Linked DNA regions of Homo sapiens: region 2 is linked to region 1. Evidence: chromatin loops called from intact Hi-C (ENCODE). Cell type or tissue: A673. All regions are shown on one strand. Links, peaks and the distances in the headings refer to the core of each region. The heading gives the core; the rest is flanking DNA.

Region 1 (12,684 bases), core at 4,685-12,684:
GTTTGGTTTTCCATTCCTGAGTTACTTCACTTAGAATAATAGTCTCCAATTCCAGCCATGTTGCTGTGAATGCCATTAATTCATTCCTTTTTATGGCTGGGTAGTATTCCATCATATATATATATATATATGTTATTTGTTTTTATTATCTAGCTAACTAATAAAATCTTCTACTGTGCCATTCAACCCATTTGTGGAATTTCATTTTAAAATTTACAATTACATTTCAATTTCATAAATCCATATATATAGCATATATATCACATATATCACATATATATATCATATATATATGTATCTCACAATTTTTTTATCCACTCATTGATTGATGCGTATTTGGGTTGGCTCCACATTTTTGGAATTGCAAATTGTGCTTCTATAAACATGCGTGTGCAAGTATCTTTTTCATATACTGATTTATTTTCCTCTGGGTAAATACCCAGTAGTGGGATTACTTGATCAAATGGTAGTTCTATTTTAGTTCTTTTAGGAATCGCCACACTGTTTTCCATAGTGGTTGTACTAGTTTACATTCCCACCAGCAGTGTAGAAGTGTTCCCTTTTCTGCATCCATGCCAATATCTATTATTTTTTGATTATGGCCATTCTTGCAGGAGTAAGGCGGTATTGTATTGTGATTTCGATTTGCATTTCAGGGAGAGGATAGTTTTATAAACTTGAATTTTTTTTCCACAGAAAGTAATTAGATTATTTCTTAATTAATTACTGTCACTATGTCATATTCTCAGTCCAGGTTTTTCTAAATTTTTCTTTAAATCTATCTTAAAATAATTTTAATGACAACAAAATAAAAATGACAGATTAGCAATGTTCTTATCTCAGTTAATTAATGAAGAATATGTATTTAACATGAGGCAGAGTAAAAGAAGTTTTTTTCCCAAACAAATCCCCAGATTTCTTTTGCTAATCTTGTCTTGCTTAGCTATAAATTGGAAACATACCTCTCACCATCTTACTCCATTCCTATCCTCTTCTCATTATCCCCTCTCCTCTCACCACTGCAAACATAATTTTGTTCAATTCTGCCTTTACTACTTCCGTTTTTTTTGTAATGCCATCAACTTTAAAACTCAAAGCCTTTACTTGTGCTTTCCACCTGTTCTAACTCCTCCCAAATTCTCAACTTGGTGAATTTCAAGATCTAGCAGAAAGTTTCAACTCTATTGAGGTGTCTTCCCTGATATTCCAAGGCAAGAAAAAATGTTTTTGCTGGCCGCAATGGCAGCTACTCTGAAGGCCGAGGTGGGAGGATCTCTTGAATTCAGGAAGTTTGAGATCAGCTTAGGCAACATAGTGAGACCTTAGTGTAAAAATAAATAAATAAATAAATAAAAAGTCCTTTTCACGTTTCTAGCATTTTTTATTATATATTGGTGATTTGGGTGCCCTTGCCCCAACAGTTTGTATCACTTATTGTTGCATAGTTCTAAAAATGTTTTTAAATACACTCACGAATAAATGAATTAGCGCAAAGTTTATATGTTCAGCTGGAAAGTGTTCACCAGATAATCACCGGGTTGTTTGTTTTGTTCTCCAGTTAATATCAGGCACTAAATATTTATTTTATAAAAGAAGATAAAAATTATAGTTTCTACTAAACAACAACAGTAAACAGTAAAATCTATTTTACTATAAAATATGTAAAAACACATTAACACAGATATAAATGGCAACACTTTTTAAATGATGCTCTACAAACAATATATTACCGGTAACAGGCTTAATAGTCCTCATTCTCTGTGACTTTTCCTGACCCACAGCATTACAGGGACCAACTAGAGGGCACAACACTGCAAATCAGGATTTGCAGAGTATCCTTCATAAGATTCTACTTGGATAGCATGGTCTTCTGTACTCAAATACAAATTCTTTACGTAATTTGGGCTTCTTCTAAAATATAAATCACTAATAACATATGTTAAACCCTAAATGCATTTAATTATACAGGAGAAGTTGCAAAAGCATTTAATTATCTCAGTAGAGGTTAAAATATATTTTATGCTGGCAACATTTTTCATAATTAATAACGTACTAGAAAAGAATGTAAACTGTCATTAGACTATTTGAATTTGAATTTTGTCTCTCATTTTTTGTTTGACCTTGGATAAGTTACTTTCTGTGTTTAAGTGTCTTCATCTTTAAAACAGAACTAATTATATATCCCTACCTCTTAAGATATTATGAACACTAGATATGTCAAGTGTTTAAAATAGTGCTGATAAATAATAAGCCTATTAAAATGTTAACTATACTTATTAATGCAATGGTAACATTTTAATAAAAGTAATGGCTTAGAACATCTCTTTATTAGTAAGATAGAGCGTACATTTTGAAACAAAATATCATATTTATTTGGCTAGAATTATACCTGAAAGGAGCAATGAATATCCTTATTATCACCACAATTTATCAAACAGTAAAAATATCATAAATAATAATTTGAGAAGACATTCCAAAAAGAATAAACCCAGAAAAAATTGCAATATGAATTTTTAAATATAATATGAAAATTGTTACATAACAGGAAGTAAAAATAAAAAGAGGTAAAAATATACTTGGCTTATTACATGATACAAGTTTTATCCTCAAAGGTCCATGCTATAATATATAAATAAGAAGAGCTGAAAAATGCAAAGTGAAAAATGCATTTTCATATAGCTAAAGTATATTAAATAGCTGGCTATTAATATAACCTGAAACACAAGAATTTTTTTTTAAAGAAAATAATATATCACTAGAGGATAAATTGATATGCAAAAAGTGAAGTGGTGCCATTCCTATTAACACAGGTTAAAATGACTTCTTAAGTTAATTAGAATATTTAATGCAATATAAAAATAACATGAGATTTTTAGATTGTATTAAATTAATGCTATACTTAAGCTAGAAAATAAAGTATGTAAACATAACAAAGGATATGTAAATATCTTGAAAAGCAATAATGGTGTTGCTGCCTTATCAAAATTCATACTTTTCTAACAATGAGTGATTATAATAAAATTATATCATATTAGGTTAAATCAGAAAAACTGATCAATTGAACAGAAGGCAAATGCCACCAATACATGCATCCAATAACATATTATATTACTATTAGTATTACAAATCATCCTTAAAATAAATTGTGGCAATTTATACTGTCCCCAAAGTATATGAAATTGTATTTTTCCACAGCTTCCATGATACTTAAGGTTAAACCATTTTAAACTAGCAAACCAACAAGTGAAAATGGTACTTCATATCTATTTTAAAAATTGTATTCATTTGATTACTACTGAGCTTGAAACTTTACAATATATTTATTGGTCACTTAATTATTTTTTTAAATATTTTCTATTTTTTAAAAAGTTTTGCAGGTACATACTAGGTGTGTATGTTTATGGGGTACATGAGATGTTTTGATATAGATATGTTACGTGAAATAAGCACATCATAAAGAATGAGGTATCCATCCCCTTAAGCACTTATCCTTGAAATTACAAACAATCCAAATACACTGTTTATGTTATTTTAAAATGTACAATTAAGTTACTGACTACAGTCACCCTACTCTGCTATCAAATATTAGAGATTCTTTGGTGAAATGCTTGTTACAATTGTTTGCTCATTATTTATTAGACATTTATTTCTCTCATTGATTGGCATAAACATTTTAAAATATAAATTGCAAATGTATCTCCTAATTGGTCACTTCGTTATCAGTTTTGATCAGCTTTTTGTAAAATATTTCAAATATCTAGAAATATATGGAGAGTAGAATGATGAACACCCACATATCATGTTGTGGCTAATTGGAATGAAATTTTTTTGATAAAATATTGTAGATTCATTTGAACCTTAAAGTGTGGTATCCTTCTTATTTTTGTTCTCTATTCTGTGTATGTGTATATATATACATACACACACAAACACACACCCCGACACATACATATACACCATATATATGTATATGTGTATATATGTGTATATATATGTATATATGGTATATATACATATATATGGTGTATATGTGTATATATGGTATATATACCATATATATATATATGGTGTATATGTACATAATATATCTTTTGGGTTTTACACTTAAATATTTTAAAATTTATGTTATCATGGCTCATTATATCATTCTGCACCTTGCTCTTGTTTCGTTTTTGCTCAGTGTTTTACTTCTGGGATTTGTCAGTGTAGAAGCATGTAGACATTCAACTATTTTGACTGTTGTATTACATTGTGTGATTATATTCCTATTTATTTCCAATTAATAAAAATTGTTGCCAGTTTTGCACTACTAAAAACAACACTGCCATAAATATTCTTAGACTGCATGAGTTTATCACTAGGGTATATTCTGAGTGGTAGCAATTCTGGGCCAAAGAGCATGGGCATCTTTGACTTTACTAGTATGTCCAAAGAGTGGTACAAAGTGTTTAGATCAATTTATATGTCTACTGAAAATATATGGAGTTTTAAAAGCCAATTTTTAATATTCTTAAGTTTTGCATATCTCATGAGTTTAAAATAGTGTACAATTCCTTTAATTTGCAATTCCTTATTTAGAGTGGCTTTTGATCTTTTCTTATTTACTTCTGGAAGTTTTTTTTTCTGGTAATTTCTTTATACAAACCTTCTGATGGTTAAATTTGCTGAAAACATGTTCTTTCTATGTATAACTTGACTTTTCAGAAGAAGCTTTGGATTTAAAGAAGGTTACATTTTAACATAGTTATCGCAATAATCTTTTTTATCATTTATAACTTTGTTCATCTTTAGATCTTTCCTTTTATCACAGTCATAAAGATATTCTCCTATATAGTTTAAAGTTTTGAAAGTTTTGTTTTTTGTATTAAAGTTACGTATCTACCTGTAATATATTTTCATGTATGTAATGATGTAAAGATCTACTTTTTTCCCTTATGGATAATAAATTGTCTTGCAACATTTATTGAGTAGCTCATCTTTTCCTACTTCTCTTAAAATAGAGGAGTATTTCTGTGCTCTCTATTTGCTCGTACTATTTTGCTTTTTATCCCTACATGAATTCCATGCCAAAGACAAACTGATTCAGTTTCTATATAGCACAATAATGTCTTGATATCTCAAAGGCAAATGCCCCCATATTCCTTCTCTTTTTTTCTTCTTCTTCTTCCAGGTTTTCTTGGCTTTTATTTACCCCCTCATTCTTCTATTTGAATTTTGGAATTAGTTTATTCATTTCCATTTAGAATGTAGGAATTTTGATTCAAATTGGTTATATTTCTTACATTGGATAGAATTGACATCCTTACAATGTTGAGTCTTCCCAATTACCCATATGGTACATTTTCCATTTATCTAGGTCATATTTTGTGTATTTAAATAATGTTATGTACCTTCACTCTAAACTTCTTGTGCATATTTTTCCCCCAGTTATTCCTAGGTACATTAGAATTTTTTGTTATTATTGTAATGGAATAAATTTTTCTATTACGTTTTTTTGTTTGGTAACTCCTGTGTAGGGAAATACTAAGAATATGCATAAGTTTCTTGACCTTGAGACACTTCCATCCTAGTTAGAAGCTAATTTTTAAGCTGTCTCCTCTTTCCCTCATAAAAGTAAGCAGCAGACTATAATAGGAGTAGGGATTACAATTCGCTTTACTTACACTTGTGTGTGTCCCTCTCCCATTAGATGTGAATTTCTCTAGGACAAGAACCCTTTTTGAATCAGTTATAAGTCCCAGAATGCCCACAACAAAATTTAATATATACTATTTAACAAAAGAACAAACACCTAGTCCAGGGCCTTCTGCCTAACATGTGCTCAATGACATTTGTAGAATCGAAGTTACTGAATTTGATTTAATTCAAACAATACTTGCTCCTGCAGAATCCCAACCTACTGGCGAACAGAGGTTAAACTGTCTGGATGTTTCAGAGTTCTGCTAGGGGTCACAAATACCACCTTAAATGCTGTCAATTTAAGAAGGAGATTTTTCTTATCACAACCTGGAGGATAAGTGGGGCTTGCAGTGGATGGCCCTAGAAAAAAAGATTGCCTGCCCAGAACTGCTGCTGGATCCTTTGTTTCCCTCATTTCCCAACCTGGATGAAAAACGACAAGGGGAGGGAAGAAAAGTGGGGTGGAAGAAAAGTTGGCTTGCCCCTCCTACTCTGCCTCCTACAGAAGTCTACACCAAGCCAGATGTCCTAGGATGCCTCCCAAGGGCACCTAATTTTTGGAGTTCTCAAATACGTCCTGAGTTTCCTCTGTACCTTTAGTAACTCTCCCGTTCCCTCTCTCTCCACTCTTCCCTGCTCCCAGTCACCCCCACCCACAACCCCCGCTGATCACATCCTCCCGGTGCCCGCCACAGGCAACCAGAGAACAACAGACCCTCCTCCAGAGTCCCCGTTCTAGGACCTCCCTGACTGTCAACGAAAGATGCCAATCACAGGCAGCCTTAGCCAGATCACTGAGCGCCCAGTAAAAAAAACAAAATCAGGTTGAGGGCAGAAATGAAATCAACATAGCAACCTCCAATGCATGAAGGAAACTCCGTTTACACATGCTCGTAGGATCCCCTGCGTGGAAACAGCAGCTTGTCTCTGACTACCCGGAGGACATGGAGCACCCCAAATAGGAACTTTAGAGGGATTGAAATCTGTTGCCTGTTCCACTAGGAATATTGTTTGCAAGGCACAAGGTGTCTTTTGGTAGTGAGCGCGCTCTGCGCATGCGCAGGTCCATTCGGGAATTACTGCCCAGCAGCCGACTAAGTTGCATTCCTTGAATCTTCGCAGAAAAGACAATTCTTTTAATCAGAGTTAGTAATGTGGACAGTACAAAATCGAGAGAGTCTGGGGCTTCTCTCTTTCCCTGTGATGATTACCATGGTCTGTTGTGCACACAGGTGAGCTGCTGTTGTTGAATCTCGCTCTCTCTCTCTCTCTCTCTTTTTTTCTTGGTATGTTTCTTTTTACGTGTCTGCTGGATCATGTATCTTGTTGTTTGGGGGTAGGTGTGCCTGTATCTTTTTATATGTGCTCACAGTTTGTGCTCATTTTGAATACGGTCCCTACTTCTTCCCCTTAGCACCAATGAACCCAGCAACATGTCATACGTGAAAGAGACAGTGGACAGATTGCTCAAAGGATATGACATTCGCTTGCGGCCGGACTTCGGAGGTAACGCTTCATCTTTTTTCAACCTGTAACCCATCCTTAGTTCTCCTTTTCTGTCAAAGATAAATGTCAAAAAAAAAAAAAGAAAAGGCATGTCATTTTCGTAAGCGTGCACTATACCCTGGGCACACACACACACACACACACACACACACACACCCCGGGTCCCCAGTCTCAGGTGGATGAATCCTCAGGCGGAGGCGACCTTCTCCCGGGCCGACACACCCTCTGCATAGTCACTGCATCACGCGTGTGCCCACACCTGTTTTCCCAGGCAGTCCCCTGAAAGGGGTGGTGGGGGGAGCAGGGAGGGAGCCCGTTAAGAATGGAGTAAGGGCTGGGAAGCCCCCAGACCCTCCCCAGCCTGCTGTCACTGAGAGAATCTGTTCCTAATGTGGCCCACCTCCCCGGCAGGGCCCCCCGTCGACGTTGGGATGCGGATCGATGTCGCCAGCATAGACATGGTCTCCGAAGTGAATATGGTGAGTGGCCTCCCGAGGGGCCCGGCGGTTCGGCTTACGCAGATGGGAAATGGACAGGTCCCTTTGCCCTCTGCGTTTCATTGGCGGTCACCTCGCCCCTGGCCCCTGAGGTCCCACTCCGCACCCGCTCCCCGCTCCGGCACACACACCCGGTCGCCCCTGGTTTGTAATTTCGACACACACGGGCTACTGCGGTGTTCCAGGGGAAACGTGCTCGGCACTATTTTGGGAAGGACGAGTGACTGTTGCGCCGTGGATCTGCTGGGGCGGAGTCTGAGCGTTACTTTAGCTGGGTTTCCCTGCGTGTTTGGATGAGGAGGGCACCATCTGCTGGCAGCCGGGCGGCCTGCACTAGGGTCCCCGGACCGGTGGTCGGCAGCCATCACCTCCCCAGGCGCGGTGCTGGCAATCCCCATGGCCCTCGCAGTCCGCGAGCCCGGATGCACCAAGGCCCTGCCACCGAGAGCACAGTCTGGGTTTCAAAGTGTCCTCTCTCTCCAGGTTCAGGCACACCTGGTGGCAGGAGCAACAGGCTAAGACAACAGTCCATGTTTGCTAGTAGGAAAAGTGCCCGAGCCTGGGTAGGCTTGTATTGTTCTCTTGCGGGAGGTTATGAATTTGTCTTACTGCATCTTGCAAATTTAAGTTGAAACAGAATAAATCAAGTCATATTGCTTCACCTTACTCTAGAAACCTAAGCATGCCTAAAAATCCTGATAATTTAAGGGACGTTGGAAGGGAGAGGGGGCGACAGTAACACAGCACAGTCCTTTCATTTCAAAGGGGTCAACATTCTTTTATATATTTCTTCCCTCTCTTTTTGGAAGCTATTGCAAAATGAACTGAAATAGCTGCCACTTTCTCTGTTGGCTGGTTCCGTCCACTGTGTGTAGGAGTTTTCTACTTAGAGTTTCTAACTGTTGCTTCTCGTAAGACGGAAAAGCCTGTTGCTTTTCTAGAATCAACCACCCAGGGAACAGCTAGATCTACGTGAGCAAAATGCCATTTTTATTCCACTTGTGAAAAAATGTTATGGCGGCAGAAATTTATAAATCCTGAATAATTTAAAGAGTAAAACCATTTGAGATTGTATCACTCTATGGCTATAAAGGCTATTGAATTGTCTTTCATTTCATTCCTACTGTGTCGTTTTATTTTAATATACTATGGTTTAAGAATTCTTTTCTTTTCCTTTTTAGGTTATGTTAGGGTCGAAATAAATATGTCTATAGCTTATTGAATAGGAATAGAATAAAAAGTGTGACTATTTAATTTCTGTATTTTGTAGTTGTAGCGGCTCCTGCTTCAAATAACGTATTTAAAATACTATTTGTAAATGTCTCTGATTGTCGTGCTGGAAAAAGAAACTCAATTTTAAAAACGTAATACACAATGAATATTTCTCATTTGGCAAACTGACTTATTATATTCTGTTTACATACATGTTAACACCACAAAGTAACCCAAAACATATTATTTAGAAACACTCTGAGGAATGTAATAATATGTGCCTAATCTACACGAATGCAACTGGACAAATTAGACAATGAATTAGTTTAACAAGTTGTATCATGTAGATTAATAATGTTAATATTTTTCCTTTTCAATCATTTCCTTTGGTATCTTGTAAGCATCCACAGATAATTGATAAAATAGAAGATTTAAAAAGCTCAAAAAGCAAATGCAGCCTTTGTTCTACCTTGCCGTGTAGAGTGTCATGCTTTTCAGAATTTTAAAAAATATATAATTCTGTTGGCTATATTGACATACCCCTTTTCAGTTTTTTTTAAAACTCAATTAAATAGGGAAGTTGCTGCAATCAACAACCACCGTAACAAAAAGTTCTGTATAATTAGTTGTTCAACTGAATTCATACATAAGCTCAGAACAAGGATTGACTTTAATTGAAATACCACTGGACATTTCTTCCTAATGATTAAATAATACAGTCTGTTTACTCACAGCAACACGTGTGTATGCACTTGATTTTTCAAAAGTATTCACCCAGCTGATAAGCCTTTGAAAATACCTGTTCTACTACAATCCCCATTACCTTTCCACAACAATGTTACAGACATGATTAGAAAATAGAAACCACTCAAAGTTGAAAAATAATAAACCTTGATTTACTTGTTCTTTCTTGTTTCTCCTTTTAATGAGCACTATCAACAGAACCCAAAGTTTATTTTATCTTCTGTCATCTATGACAAAACATTGAAATAAATAGATTGGAAATAACTCCAAGAAAAATGGAAATAAAGAGTAATGTTTTTAAAATTGAGGGTTCTGTATAAACACAACTCAGATGGTTAGCCCGCACCCCCAAAAGAGAATTGTTTATTATATGTTGTGATATTTAGCTAATATAAATAGGGTAGGAAGTCCATGGAAAATAAGACTTATTGCTTATTGCTTTTTGTATTAAGCATGTTTCGGTGCCCTGATAGGCAGTAACTTGAGTAATTTAATAGAAAATTTTCATCTACATTAAATGACAAGAATATAACAAAGAGAATGGACAATAATATCATAAAAATAGTTTTTAAGAAAATGCAAGTTGAATCAATTTCCAAAACATTGCTTATATTTATGTTTTTATTTATTACCATTATTACCCATTCCATGGCTGGGAAAATGACATAATTGTGCATTAAATTAGTAGATTTGAGAACTAGGTTCCATTCATTTTTGTTCTTTACCATTGCTTCCCCAAGTAAAATATAATCCCTGATTGGTTTACACATTGTCTGCTTTACAGACTAACATCGTATCAAGAGTATTATCTGATTTCTTAATTTGTGAAAAATTAAGTGTTTTCTTAATTTTTCACAAATTAAGAAACAAAAGCAATCTTTACATAGTAAAGAATCTCTACAATCAAGAATCATTGGTTCTAAGCAGTGAATGCAAAACTTGTGAAGAATAATGCCGATGTAGATAAACATATCTACTTGAGAACAAGACTTTTCAGGCAATAATATTATTGATTAAATTAGAAAGGATTGTTCTTTTGGCATCATGGGATATACTGTTTGTGTGATAGCAACTACATACTGTTACCATTTTCTAAACTGTCATCTTAAAAAACCACCATGATTTCCATTTATATATTATAACCTTCAAACCTTGTCTTTTAACTGTTTCTGCCAAGCCACAGACACACACACACATACACACACACGCACAAAGAGGACTGACTAAAGATGAACAGGAGGCAGTTGGAGTAAATGGAGACAAGAGCTCCCAGAAATTGTCCTTAACATAACCACTAACATCTGCTACTATAAAGCCAGTAAAACACAGACAGTAGTAGGCAAATTTTCTCTTCGAACAGTAGTTTGGGGAAACATGATATTAACTACCTTCTAACAAGTAGTTGAACTCTTGTATTTCAAATTCCAGTGACTAGCTGTTCCTTTTTATTCAAGAGGTGGATCCTGATTACCAAGTAGGAGTTCCAACCAGGCAGCTCTCTGTACCTAATCTGAAGACACGATGGTCCAAATGGCCACCCCTAGAAGACCTTACATCGAATGAGTCCTGACTCAATGCAGGACTCAATTCAAGCTGTTCCCAATATGAGATAGCTATCATGGATTCATTGTCTTTCCTTCCTTCATGCATGAATGAGTATAACAGTGAATGTTCTTACAGACATTACAGTGAACAACGATGACAAAAACGAAAATGAGCCAATTTTATAAATAATGCTTAATGAAAGACAAATTTAATTTACCAAATATCCACTTAAAATTCACTGTTTCTGTTGTTGTGGTTATTTTAATATTAGACTCTGGAAGTTTCTGGTACATACTTCAATTATATCTCATTACTATCACTGTGGTGACTCAAAACAGTAACTGCTTGTCAGATTCCCAGTCCCCACATGAATTTCTCTAGGTCAGTGCTTCTCAATCTTTAACATATAGGTGAATCACTCTGGGATCTTATTAAAATGCAAATTCCAAATCAGAGGTGTGGGATGGGGCCTGACATTCTGCATTTTTCCTGGGCAATGCTGATTGCTGGTATATAGATTGCACTTTGAATATCAAGGTAGTACATTATCCTAAGTTCTAGCTTAATTAAGAAATTGGCTGGGTACAGTGGCCCCAACCAGTAATCCCAGCATTTTGGGAGGCCAAGGCGAGTGTATCACTTGAGGCCAGGAGTTTAAGACTAGCCTGGCCAACATGGTGAAACCCCATGTCTACCAAAAGTATACAAATTAGCTGGGTGTGATGGTGCGTGCCTATAGTTCCAGCTACTCTGGAAGCTGAGGCATGAGAATCACTTGAACCCAGGAGGCTGGAGGTTGCGGTGAGCCAAGATCGTGCCACTGTGCTCCAGCCTATGTGATAGAGCAAAACAGTCTTAAAAAAAAAGAAAAAAAGAAAAAAAGAAAGAAAAGTAAAGAAAAAAAGAAATGAACTTTTTTTTTCCATTAAAATTTCTTTAGGAATGTTATTATTTAAGTTGCAGGTAGCTGTTCTCTAAAGGGAAAGTTAATGCCATAATTGATGATGATGATGATAAGCAACAGGATAAAGGCAGGAGCCTGGAGATGGGGCTTGACCTAAACTAATAAATAGTCTTCTTTTCTGTATTAATACCTGTGAATCAACCAATCTCAAATGATGGCAATGAAAACATTTCCAAGTACAGTAACTCCACAGTACTATCCTGTTGCTTTACAGGGACACCTATGCCTTTTTTCTTCAGAATAAAGAACATTGCAAACTGTTTTTGCACCACTGAGGAGCTAGCAATAACTTTGTAAAATAGCCTAAACATACTCTTGATGCTGTCAGTAAGTTCTCTGAGGTTATAATAGAATTTCCTTTGCAAACAGAACAAATAGGTGAGTACCACTTAAAAGCAGAAACAGGTATTAGCTAGCATGTAAATACATTTTATTCTTATATGAGTAATCACACAAGTTTTTCTCTTAGGTTCTGGGTTACAATTTTATAACGTCTGGAGAGGCTGGGGAAGGAAAATCTTCCCTTTGCCTGTCTGT
Region 2 (8,000 bases), core at 1-8,000, 90 kb after region 1:
TCTATCTATAACCACATGGAAATTTGGCATAGAATGGAGAGAGAATTACAAATCAGAAGGGGAAGATTGACTGTTTAATAAAATGTGCTGGGAATCAATGGCAAATATACAATAAAATAAAATTATATTTTTATTCATATTATACCCCAAATAAATTTCAGATATACATAAAACCCAAAGTAAAATATTCAAATTTAGAAGAAAATAGGGGCAAATTTATGACTTTAGGAAACAGTGGAGTTTTTAAACAAGATACAAAAATAAAGACATATAATAAAAGTTTATTAAATTTGACCACATTAAAATAAAACCTCCTTCAACCTCAGACATCATGAATAAAGTTAAATCACAAAACTCAGATTGACAAAACATTTTCTTTTTCTTTCTTTTTTTTTTTTTTTGAGACTGAGTTTCGCTCTTGTTGCCCAGGCTGGAGTGCAATGGCACAATCTCAGCTCACTGCAACCTCTGCCTCCAGGGTTCAAGCGATTCTGCTGCCTCAGCCTCCTGAGTAGCTGGGATTACATGCATGCACCACCACACCCAGCTAATTTTGTATTTTTTAGCAGAGACAAGGTTTCTCCATGTTGGTCAGGCTGGTCTTGAACTCCCAACCTCAGGTGATCTGCCCACCTCGGCCTCCCAAAGTGCTAGGATTACCAGGGTGAGCCACTGGGCAGAACATTTTTAAAGGGTGTATAAACACACAGTATTACAATCTGTAACATAAAACTACTCAGTAGAAAAATAGTAACAGATTTTAAAAGGCTGTTTCAAAAAAAAAAGGGCATGTGGCCAATAAGCTTCTGAAAAGAGGTTTAATGTAACTAGTAATTAAGGACATGCGAAATCAAAACAATGCAACATTATTAAACACCCATGTAGGCACAAATTAAAAAGTCAATTTGATGTTGCTGAAAAACTGGATAAACAAAAATATTCATGATCTGCAGGAAAAAATAAATTTTAAGTCAAAAACTATAAAAAGAGACAAAAAAGTTAATTATATAATTATAAAGCAGTCAATTCAGCAATAGGATACAACAATGTGTGTATGTGTGTATATATCCATATATATACACATATGCACCCAACACTAGAGCACCCAAATATATAAAGCAAATATTATTAGAGCTAAAGAGAGATTGACTCTGATACAATATTAGCTGGAGAATTCAACACCCACTTTCAGCGTTTGATAGATTTTCCAGACAGAAAATCAACAAGGAAACATTGGACTTAATCTCCACTCCCCTGTGGCCCAGGGCTGGTCTAGAAATGCCATCCATGAGCCAAGGTCTGGAACTGGGGACTCTGAGAGCCTGCCTGGTGCTTTACCTCGCTGCAGCTGAACTGGTACCTAAGCTGCAAGGCAAAATCCCCTTTACTCTTTCCTCTGCTTTTCTCAAGCAGATGGAGTCTCTCCTCATAATCACCACAGCTGTGAATATTCTGGGTCACACCTGAACCCAGCATGTCTCAAGAGTCTCACTGAAAGTCCACGGCATGTACTCCTAGTTACAGGTACTGATTATTCAGGATCCAACAGCTCTTTAATCAACAGTTGATAAATCATGCCAGGGCTAGGTCCTTCCTCTCAAGGCAGCAGGTTCCCTTCTGACCAATTGTGTCTAGAGATGTCATCCAGGAGCTAGGGTCTGCAGTGGGGTCCTCATGACTCTGCCCAGTGCCCTATTCTACTGTGGCTGAGTTGATATCCAGGTTGCAAGAGTCCTTTTTACTCTCCCCTCTCCTCTTCTGAAGCAGAAGAAAGGAGACTTTTCGGATCTATGAGCTGTGCTGCCTGGTGTTGAAGAAGGGGCACAAGCTGCCCTGGCTGGTGTCTCACTAGGCTGCATGCCCTCCAACTCCACTGGCTCTGAGCCCAGGACAGCACTAAGACTTGCCTGGGAGTTGCAGTCATTGTAACTTAGACTACCATTCAAGTTTATTTAGGACCCCAGAGCACTTTAGTCCTTGGTGGCAAAGCTTAGTAAAACTCAGGCTCTGACCACTGGGTTGGGTAAACTCAGGCTCTGACCACTCCTCTGGCTAGGGCTCATCTAAATGCTCCCTCCATGTCCATGTGTGTTGGCTGAGTTCTGCCCAGTGTTGACAGGAGTGAGTTTTAATGCAAAGCCCCACAATTGCTGTGCTTTTCTTCTTCCAAGCACATAGATTCTCTCTCCCCACCCCTGAGGCCACTGCCAGGGAATAGGAGATGGGTGGCATCGGAAAATCAAGACTGTCTTTACTACTCTCTTCAGTGTCTCTTTCAGCGATATGAAGTTAAAAAACCAAGTACTGTGATCACTCACCTGAGTTTTGGTTTTTAGAAGGTGCTTTTTTGTGTCAATAGTTGTTAAATTTGGTGTTCCTGAAGGGAGGATGATTGATGAAGGCTTCCATTTGGCCATCTTGCTTCACCTCCCACTCCTAAATAGAATGTGATTTTCAAAAATTGTGCACAAAATTATATTTTATAACATATGAGGACACAAAAATGCCACTAAATTGAGATGTATCTAAGGTATTTCTCTATCATAATATATTTTCAATATGGGAAAGGAATCCACCTCAAAGAATGAATATGCAAACTAATTTTTGTTAAGCTGAGTCATAGTTAAATTATTTTATGCAAATTAAAGACAACAGTCGTTTGGAATTTTGAGATGGTTTTCTTATACTAGGGACTTATAAACGATTATTCTAAATGGAAACAAAATATGTTTTATCAAGCAATCCCATTTGATTTGAACATACTTCAATGCATTTAATTTCTTAAAGCTTCTGTTTTTACTACTTAATAGTTAAATAATATTAATTTGTTAGGCATGATCTTCTTGTGAACATACCCAGAAAAAAGGCATGTCTATTTCCTAGTATTCTAATCCATTTCCATGATATCTATATCCTTAACTCCTCTCTAGACTCTCAGACTCCAAAAACAGCCTAGAGCAGAGCTTCTGGGAAAGTCCTGTCAGTACTTAATATGTGATCATCCTAGTTCTGTAACACTGCCCTGAGCTTATACCTCCAAAATCACATAACTGGATTTATGCTTGAAAACTTTGAATCATCAGTGGCCAAGGAAATACTTTTCTGCAGAGAGGTTTAAATTTTTAGTTGACAGTGTTGAATCTCAATTTGCTGAATTTGTTCTGGGTGAAATAATTTTCAGACTGTTTAGTTCATCATTTTTTGTAGAAAAAGTCTTCCTTTTTTTCACATTTGATACGTTTCCCATGATTATCAGTTAAGGTCCAATAAGAAGACAGGAACCAGAACAGATTTCTTTTTGACCAGAGAAATATAAAGAATTGTTAACTAGCCGTAAAGTTGTCAACTGAGCAACTGAAAGAGTAAAAGGTAATTCTAACATATCATGGAAGCACCAACTTCAGAAAGCAGGTACTACTCTCATGGTAAAATAAGGAAAGATGTTAGAAAACTTAAGACACTGAGAGGAAGAACCCCATGGAACTGAAACTCCAGTCTCAAAGGACACTGGGTGCTTCTAAGCAGGAGCTAATGTCTCTGAGGGGAAGTATGATAGACTTGGTTCTGCAAGTGTTGTAAAAACTGCAACAGCTGCTGTCACAGGACAAAACTGTCACTGCTGAGTTGATGAAGCCTTGCTGAAGTGAGGCTCACAGGAACCACAGTGGGCAAGAAGCTCACTGGAAACAAGTAGAAAGGAGCAAGTACTTTCTTCTTCCCCTAGCCTTGAAGCCTTCCTCTAGCTCCCTCTACTGGCAGATCCTGAGAAAAACGAGCTGACCAGCTGAAATGACTGGTAGAATACTAGCCCTAACTCAGCACGTATATAGTGTAAAAGCTTGGGATTGAAGCTGTGAAACAGAAATTTAATAGCTGTTATACTGTCTTATTAACCTACAAAATAGGAAGCTGCAATTATACAATGCAATGAAAGCGAGTAGATGTACAACTCATTTTCTCTTGAATTATTCCAGTGCTCTGCCTTTTTGACATCACAAACATAACTTGAAATTCAATGATTCAGTATTTATTTTTTCACTCTTTTAAATACAATTTATTCACTACCTACTTTACAAAAGGTACTATTCTGGGCTAGAGACGAAATAAATCCAGTTCTTATACATACATATGTGTATGTGTGTGTGTGTATTTATACATATATATGATTATATATAATATGTATTATATAATATTATATATATTAGATAATATTATATAATATATATTAGATAATATATTATACTTTAGATATTATATTTTATATATATATTACATATATACATATATACACATATATATTATATATTATAATATATTATTTTATATATTATAATATATTATATATTATAATATATTACATTATTTCATATATTATAATATATTATATATTATAATATATTACATTATTTCATATATTATAATATATTATATATTATAATATATTACATTATTTCATATATTATAATATATTACATTATTTCATATATTATAATATATTATATATTATAATATATTACATTATTTTATATATATAAATATATATGATATGATATATCATATATATGATATATTATATATATAATATGATATATGATATATGATATATCATATATTATTATATATATAATATATTATAATATATTATATATCATATATTATTATATATAATATATTATATATCATATATTATATATTATATTATATTATATATTATATTATATATATTATATCATATATATGATATATATCTTATATATAATATATATAATATATAATATATTATATATTAATATATGATATATAATATATTATATATATTATATATATCATATATATGTATAAATGCACACATGCACACACACACACACATGCATATATATATAATCTTGCTTTTCTGGCATATATATACCTGAAAAAAATATATATATACACATCTAACTATACATCTGCAGTCATAAAGGCCTCAGATAAGTCTTTCAGTTGTTTAAACCAATTGTTAGAGGAGCTCATGAGGGCTTATAGATCATTTGAGAAAAAAAGTTAAAAATTTATGAGAGAAACCTCATGGTCTTAAAGGATGAGTAGAATTTTAAAATTGGATATTGGCATTAGAAGAGTTTTGCAAACAGAATGCATGTTCATTCTGGGTTTATGGATAACTGGCAACAACTGCGTGACCTGATTTCAGACCTGCTCAACTGCAATCCTGGAGGCAGTACCATTAGCCCCAGCATGAGAAGGTCTGTACCTGCCAAAACTAATCTGTAAAGACAGGAAGAGGTGTTTGGTCTTTCAAATACACAAACATCAACACAAGACTACACAATTTAAGAAGAATCAGGCAAATATAAAACCACAAAGGAAACTAATAAAGCTCTGTAACTAATCCTAAAGAAACGGAAATCTATAAATTGCCTGACAAAAAAATTCTAAATAATTGCTTCAAGGATTCTCAGTGCACTACACGAAAACAGACAGAAAACTCAGTGAAATCAGGAAAATAATACATGACAAAATTGGAAGTTCAACAAAGAAATAGAAATTGCAGAAAAGAACCTAACAAATTCTGGAGCTGAAAAATATGATAAATGAAATAAAATTGCAATACAGAACTTCAACAGCAGACTTGATTAAGCAGAAGAATCAGTGAACTAAAAGACAGGTCATGTGAAATCATCCAGTCAAGGAAGAAAGGAAAGAAAATGAAAAGGAGGAAGGAAAGACCACAGGATTTATTAGATACCATCAAGCAAACAAATATGCATTATGAGATTTCTAGAGGAAAATAAAGAGAGAAAGTTGCAGAAAATTTATTCAAAAAAATAATGGGAGGGGTATGGACATCTAAAGCCATGAAGCTTAGAGATTCCAAAACAGGATTAACCTGAAGAAGATTATATATAGACACATTCTAATTAACTTATCAAGAATTAAAGACAGATAATTTTGAAACAAGCAAGTAAAACACCACATAAAAGGGCATTTTCATGAGTCTATCGCAGATTTCTCTCAGCAGAGACCTTACAGGCTAAGAGAGAATGGAATGATATATACAAAGTTTTAAAAGAAAAACAGCTTCCAAACAAGAGTACTACTCCCAGCAAAGCTCTGGGAGAGATATGGATCTTCTCAGACAAATAAAAGCTGAAAGAGATTGTCACCATTAGCCCTGCCTTACACAAAATGTTAAAAGATGTTCTTCATATTGAAATGAAATGATGCTAATTATTTTATGCTATTAATTGGTAACATGAAAACATACGAAAATATAAAACTCATTGATACAGGTAAACATATAGTCAAATTAAAAATACTCTAATACAGTAATAATGGGGCATATATTATTTAAACTTTAGTATAAAAATTAAAAGATAAAATTATTTCAAGATAGCTATAGATACATAGGTATCTCTAGACACAACAAAGTATAATTTCTTTTTTTTTTTTTTGAGACGGAGTCTCGCTCTGTCGCCCAGGCTGGAGTGCAGTGGCGGGATCTCGGCTCACTGCAAGCTCCGCCTCCTGGGTTCACGCCATTCTCCTGCCTCAGCCTCCCAAGTAGCTGGGACTACAGGCGCCTGCCACTACGCCCGGCTAATTTTTTGTATTTTTAGTAGAGACGGGGTTTCACCGTTTTAGCCGGGATGGTCTCAATCTCCTGACCTCGTGATCCGCCCGCCTCGGCCTCCCAAAGTGCTGGGATTACAGGCGTGAGCCACCGCGCCCGGCCCAAAGTATAATTTCTTAATGAATAAACAACACAAAGACATGAAGAAATCTTGAGTGCTCATCAACTGATGAATAAAGAAAATATATAATATATATATAAATATATATTAAGGCTGGATTGTGCATATATTGCCTAATATTGCATTGTGTCTATATATGTATACATACATATATACACACATATATATGTATGTGTATTGCATTGTATGTGTGAATACACACATACATACACACACAATGCAATATTATCCAGCCTTTAAAAAATATATCCTGACATTTGCAATAGCATGGATGAACCTAGAGGAAATTATACTAAGTGAAATAAGCTGGGCACAGAAAGACAAATACTGCATAATCTCACATATATGTAGAATGTAAAAAAGGTGAACTCAATAATAGAATAGGTTTGGGCCAAGTTGGGGGCAAAGATGTTGGTCAGGTTATAAAGGCTCAGTTATGAAAGATAAATGCGTTCTAAAGACCTAATGTATAACATGGTGACTATAGTTAATAATACAGTATTGTTTAATTGCAATTTGATAAGAAAGTTGATTATAAGTATTCTCACCACATGCCAAAAATATCATAATTATGTGAGGTTATAGAAATGTTAGCTTGATTGTGGTAATTATTTCACAATGTATGTGTATTTTAAGACACCATTTTGTACATCTTAAATATATTACAATTTTTATTTATCAAGTACACCTCAACAAAGCTAGAAAATATCTGGACTTGCAGAAAAACAAATATACACGTAAAGTGGCAAAAATCATCAGATTTACATTGACTATGATGTCGATATAAGAGAATGATGAGAGAGAAGTCTGTAGAGGAGATTAAGAATCAGACTATGGAATGTTTTAATGCTATGCTAGGAAGCTTGTCATTTGTTTAATGGGTACACAAATAGGTAAGAAAATCTTCACAAGGTTGAACTAATGACTATGCAGATATTGAATCATAGAAGAGAGGACATACTGGAAAATATTGCAGGAAGATTAGTAATGAAGCCAAACCAGTAGAAAGAGGAGGTAATAAAATACCTGAATGATATATGCATATCTATTTCTATCTTTTTTATATACAGAGAGCCTCCCATTTCTACATAAGATAGATGAGGTACTAAAAATGTTTTCTATGTAGGTGGTTAGCCTCTGCTTTCATGTTCATAATACAGCTGTCCTTTTCCATGTTATTTTTAAGAATTATAAAATATGTATGCCAAAGTCAGATACAGTTTGAATAGAAAAAAACCTATTTAAATCCCT

The links. Hi-C counts contacts between places; a loop is a spot of excess contacts. Peaks named below come from ENCODE experiments on the same cell type or tissue, not always from the same donor. Only the 100,000 strongest peaks of a DNase experiment are listed, where the experiment ranks them.
Region 2: it touches region 1 in a loop (2.5-fold over the local background); 6 of 110 quality-filtered maps call a loop at or near these places.

What each region holds. Positions count from the first base shown.
Region 1 is chr4:47,024,821-47,037,504 of GRCh38, forward strand. GABRB1 (gamma-aminobutyric acid type A receptor subunit beta1) reads left to right here and starts at 6,747. Exons shown (of 9, transcript NM_000812.4): 1 at 6,747-6,911; 2 at 7,094-7,185; 3 at 7,597-7,664. The coding sequence starts at 6,832. In A673, for the core only: CTCF peaks have their summits at 8,012 (motif pointing left) and 8,214; DNase peaks (open chromatin) are centred at 6,731 and 7,951; H3K4me3 peaks cover 2,410 bases; H3K27me3 peaks cover 340 bases.
Region 2 is chr4:47,119,125-47,127,124 of GRCh38, forward strand. All of the region lies in intron 3 of GABRB1 (gamma-aminobutyric acid type A receptor subunit beta1), which reads left to right. Among named protein-coding and RNA genes, the nearest start is that of GABRB1, 92 kb to the left of the region's middle. In A673, for the core only: a CTCF peak has its summit at 3,767 (motif pointing left); a DNase peak (open chromatin) is centred at 3,747.